Linked DNA regions of Mus musculus: region 2 is linked to region 1. The links are chromatin loops, found by intact Hi-C in ENCODE. Cell type or tissue: left cerebral cortex. All regions are shown on one strand.

Region 1 (2,500 bases):
TTACGGGATGAGCTTAAATATTTAGGGGGTGTTTGGTGCTGTATCAGTTTAGCTAAACAGCAATAGGGAATTCAACATTCCTCACACACTCCTTGCTGAGGCTACAGATGCTGGTCTCTGATCTAGACTCTGGTCAATACCTTATACAAAGTACATATATGCTTACCACAATGTCTGTATCCATGCATAAGTTCAAACACCATTTCATATGTTAAACTGAAGACTCAGACATTAAAGAAGGCTAGAAACGCATTATCCATACTGACATTTCTAAGTGTATTGTATGCCAGGCCTTATCACTCAGTGATAACTAAAGCTCCAAAGGACCCCATTCTGGGCCACCCTAGTTTTTGACTCTTCTCCCTCCCAAGAGAACAGCAGGCATAAGAATTAAAAAGAATTTCCCGTATTTACAATTCAAAAGAAATCAACCATGTTCCTTGCCTTTTTTTTTCTTGATGTACTTTCCTAGGAACTCTGCAGTTCAGACCTTTACATTTTGAAAACAACTGGCAACTTCACCCAGTGAAGTGACATTGGTCTATTTTGTGTGAGCTAGTAAGAAAGTTTTAAAAGTGTTCATACACATGGCATAGTTTGTGAATGGAGTTAGATCATTTTAATTAAAATTAAAACAAATATGCACAGTAATGAATCAGCAAACTTTTCACCAAATTTGAACATAGCATGGCTGTATGGATGACAGGGCTTTTGTCTGCATCAAAAAAGTAGTCTCTCTCTCTCTGTCTCTCTCCGTCTCTGTCTCTCTCTGTCTCTCTGTCTCTCTCTGTCTCTCTGTCTCTCTCTGTCTCTCTGTCTCTCTCTCTCTGTCTCTGTCTGTCTCTCTCTGTCTCTCTCTGTCTGTCTCTCTCTGTCTCTGTCTCTCTCTGTCTCTGTCTCTCTCTGTCTCTCTCTCTCTGTCTCTCTCTCTCTCTCTCTCTCTTCTCTCGTGTGCATCAGCTAGTGTTCTAGCAGCATATTAAAATGACAACAAAATCACCAGCGAGTTTCAAATTCCATCAGATTGGACTTTCCAGTGACCCTTAACTGGATGAGTACAAACAGGAACGGAGAGCAAATATCTGAAAAGCATATTCACAAATAGCATCTGAATAAATTTCATTAAGCAGAGCTCACCTCTTCAAACAATACCAGGAGGGGGCAGCATATATTGTAGCTTGCAGAACTGGATCAAAGCACAGGTTCTTAGGAAAAAGTCAGATGCAGAGCCGGAAGCCAGGTGACACAGGGAAGCCATCAGAAGATATCAACTTTCAGGGATATGCAGAAGTCACTGCCGTTTGCAGAGAGAGAGAGAGAGAGAGAGAGAGAGAGAGGGAGGGAGGGAGGGAGGGAGGGAGGGAGGGAGGGAGGGAGGGAGGGAGGGAGGGAGGGAGGGAGGGAGAGAGTCACAAGGAGAGACCTAGACTCTTGTTGTGGTATGGATGACTAAAGTATAACCATGGAAATGTATCCACAAACAACTGGCTTCACACATACTTGTCAGAGGCTTGCCATCTGCAGAGTGGGAACACTTAGTAAATAATACTTCCTTTTCTTAACTCATTCCCCTAAGGAGAAATCTTTGTCCTGGCACAGTTGTTTCCTGGCCACCCCCTGAAAGTTCTAATTTTAATTACCTTACTTTTCTCATAGGAAAAAAGAAGCACATTTTAAAGGCACTTACCATAAATACCTGGGAAGAGATCTCAGACAAATCTGTCAGGGAAGTGATCAAAAATGCAGCCATTCTTGGACCTGAAACAACTCTTAGCTCAGCAGAGGAGAGCACATGCTGCTCTTTTTAATTTAAAGATTTATTTATTTATTTTATGTATATGAGTACACTGTAGCTGGTTGTAAGCCTTCCTGTGGTTGTTGGGAATTGAATTTTTAGGACCTCTGCTTGCTCCAGTCTGACCAACTCCGCTCTCACTCAGTCCTTGCTCGCTCTCACTCAGTCCTTGCTCGCTCCGGACCAAAGATTTATTTATTATTATACATAAGTACACTGTAGCTGACTTCAGATGCACCAGAAGAGGGCATCAGATCTCATTATGGGTGGTGTGTGAGCCACCATGTGGTTGCTGGGATTTGAACTCAGGACCTTCGGAAGAGCAGTCAGAACGCTTACCCGCTGAGCCATCTCTCCAGCCCTTGCATGTGCTGCTCTTACAGAGGACTCTGGTTGGATTCCCAGAAACACATGGCAGCTCGCAACCATCTGTAACTCCAGTTCAAGTGGATTTGATGTCCTCTTCTGACCTGCTCGGGGATCACACACCCATGTGGTGGGTATACATGCATGCAGACAAAACCCTCATACACATAAAATAGTGAAGTAAATAAATCTTTTCTAAAGGGGGCAGGGGTAAAGTGTTTCTTTCTAGCCATGGTGTCATAGGAACCACATTGTACTGGCTGGTTGTGTGTCAGTTTGACACAGGCTTGAGTCATCAGAGACAAGGGATTCTCAATTGAAAAAAATTTTTTCTTCTGT
Region 2 (2,500 bases), 280 kb after region 1:
TTCGCCCCAGAGAGGGCGAGAGGGTGACGGGAAGCGCCGAGAGGTGGTTACAAGTTTAACTTCCCGGCCTCTTGAAAGGAAGACGAGCCCCGGGTGGGAGAGGAAGAGGCGGAGGAGAAAGGGGTGGGTGCGGGGCAGGGTCCAGAGCCGGGCAGAGGAGGAGCCGGGGCCTAGTCGGCGCTAGGCCGGCGTCACTCGGGCAGAGAAAGGCAAGGGGGAGGGGAGCGGGCGGCTCCGGACCGACGCCGGGCTCCTTTCGGTTTCGGCTCCAAGGGACAGCGAGCCAGCACAAGGCAATGGGCCCCGGGTGCGCTCCCGTCCCCACGGCGAGGGCTGTTCTGGGTCGCCCCTGACACCACCGTACTCTCCGCCTCGCAGCGCGCTCCTGCGTGCGCGCGCCCGCCCGCTCGCTCGCCCGCCACCTCGCCACCACGCGCCCGGCGGCCGCGGAGCTCCGGCGCGAGGACGCGCCCATGCCCCCTCCCCCTGCGGCCGGGCCCCGGCTCCGCCGCCGGCCTCTCCCCACCCTACCCCACCCAGCCGCGAGGGCTGCCCGCTCGGGCCGCCCACAGCCCCCCGGGCACCGCGCCGGCCCCGGCCCGTCTCCCTCCCCTTTCCCGAGCTGTCCACACCCACGCGTACAGAGGGCCGGGGCCTCCCTCGAGCTGCGGCCTCGGCCTCCTCCCCGCGCGGCAGCTGGTGCCTCCCCGGCCCTACGGGGCTCACGCGCACGGCACAGCCACAAGATGTCCGCTCTGACGGAACTACTGCCAGCTGCCACGCTCCGCCCCTCCCCCCGCCTATTCACCGCCGCGTATCCGTCCGCCAACGCCGCCGTCGCGAGCGCGGGGCGAGCCGAGGGGTTCAGGGGGGAGCGGTTTGCTTCCCTCGCTCGGGCCGAGTGGACGTGCCGCCCGCTTGCCGTCTCCCTGTCGGAACAGCACCTTCTCGCTAAAGCGATCGGAGGTCGGGCCGGGAGGGCGGGGGACGGAGGCGGGTCATGGGCTGAGGGGGAGGGTAGGCGAGTGGCGGAAACCCTTAAATTCAGAGAAGCATCGAGAACCGGAAGGAGACCTTAGGAGGAAGGTAATGGAAGCGGCAGCTGCGCGGTCGAGGCCCCACGCCCCTCCCTGAGTGGCCCCCCGTTTCCTCACTTGGGATGGAGGTGGCGGATCTCGCGAGAACCTCGTGGCAGGCTCGCAGCAGCTCCGGGTCTGCAATGACTTAAGGGCAGTTTTGTGCTCTCTTCCTGGCTCGGGACCCGCCCCCAAATCCGCAAGTTATCGCGAGATGCGCCGGCAACCCCCCCCCTGGGCTCTTACTGGGCGGGTCTTGCGAGGGAAGCACCGCCCCTGAGTGCTTATGCTAGTGGGCGGGGGAGGAAATGGAATTCCCCCGACCGGCCGGCCGTCGCGCGCCGACACGGCCCTCCCCCGGGCGTCCAATCGGGGAGGTGCTGTGGGCGGGGCCGCGGGGTGACTAGATGCCTTAGTCAAGGTGGAGCCGGTTCACGGCTTCTGCCGGCCCAGGTGATGGAGATTTCTTCCCGTGCTCCTCAGAGAGGGCTGAGCAGCGCGAAGAAGCTCCCCTCAAATTAGGAACAGCAAATTAAAAGATCCAGGCTGAGTGCTGATCGCACCGCCAAGTGCGGACACATGCGCGTTGTTAACCCCGAGGGGCCAATCTGAGAGCAGCGGCCTGCAGGGTTCTGCGTTTGCATAGCCTTAACAATACAGCTTTATTGTGATCGGATTGGGTAGAGCCTTAGGTATGGAACCGCAAGAGGAATATCCTAGAATCGTCTTTTCCTTCTGCTGTTTCAGTTTTTGAGCCCCAAAGTGACAAAATACTAGGGAATCGGTCTGGATTAAATCCTGGGGGTGAGATCTGTTAAGTGTGCCACTGCCCTGTTTTAGTCTGCCCTGCATAAAATGTAGAGGGCCGTTTGTCATCGAGAGTACTCTTTGGGTAAAAAGTAAGACTTTAACTTTTGAAAGACATTCAAAAAGATCAATATGTTTAGGTTTTCTAGCATCCTTAAACGACCCTACTTAAAGTGGAGGTCCTTCAGGACTACGTGGAAATAATTTGAATTTTGAGAACCTGTTGCAGGCAATATTCCGCAAGTAAAATGATAAAAGTCAATGTATAGCCGAAGAGTGACGGTGTATACCATAGGTAATATCACTGGAGCAGTTAACGGAATGCAGCTGCCTCAGCTACTCGCCATAGGAACCACCTGGAGTCTTGTTTAAAATGCTGATTTTATTTAGTAGGCCCGAGATTATACTTACAACAAGCAGCCAAGTGATAGAGATTACTTCATCAGAACCATTTTCTGAGTTAGTAAACCCTCAGTACTTACCTCGTGCCCTACGGGACACCTCTGACTTTCTCCTCCCTGAACAGCCCATTGTTCTCTCCTGGCTAACCAGTAGACACAAAGCAAAGAGCTAAGCATGGGGGTGGGAGGAGAACCCCAGATCTGAGTTCTTGCTTA

What was found. Hi-C counts contacts between places; a loop is a spot of excess contacts. Peaks named below come from ENCODE experiments on the same cell type or tissue, not always from the same donor. Only the 100,000 strongest peaks of a DNase experiment are listed, where the experiment ranks them.
Region 2: it touches region 1 in a loop (2.5-fold over the local background); 2 of 42 quality-filtered maps call a loop at or near these places.

Annotation. Positions count from the first base shown.
Region 1 is chr3:135,712,412-135,714,911 of GRCm38, reverse strand. No RefSeq gene overlaps it. Among named protein-coding and RNA genes, the nearest start is that of Nfkb1, 22 kb to the right of the region's middle. In left cerebral cortex, CTCF peaks have their summits at 1,142 (motif pointing right) and 2,048 (motif pointing right); DNase peaks (open chromatin) are centred at 1,155 and 1,597.
Region 2 is chr3:135,437,007-135,439,506 of GRCm38, reverse strand. Ube2d3 (ubiquitin-conjugating enzyme E2D 3) reads right to left here and starts at 381. Exons shown (of 7, transcript NM_001356597.1): 1 at 1-381. 4930539J05Rik (RIKEN cDNA 4930539J05 gene) reads left to right here and starts at 842. Exons shown (of 3, transcript NR_030689.1): 1 at 842-1,086. In left cerebral cortex, no CTCF peak of the experiment used is centred here; DNase peaks (open chromatin) are centred at 199, 305, 808 and 1,235; H3K4me3 peaks cover 2,284 bases; H3K27ac peaks cover 1,819 bases.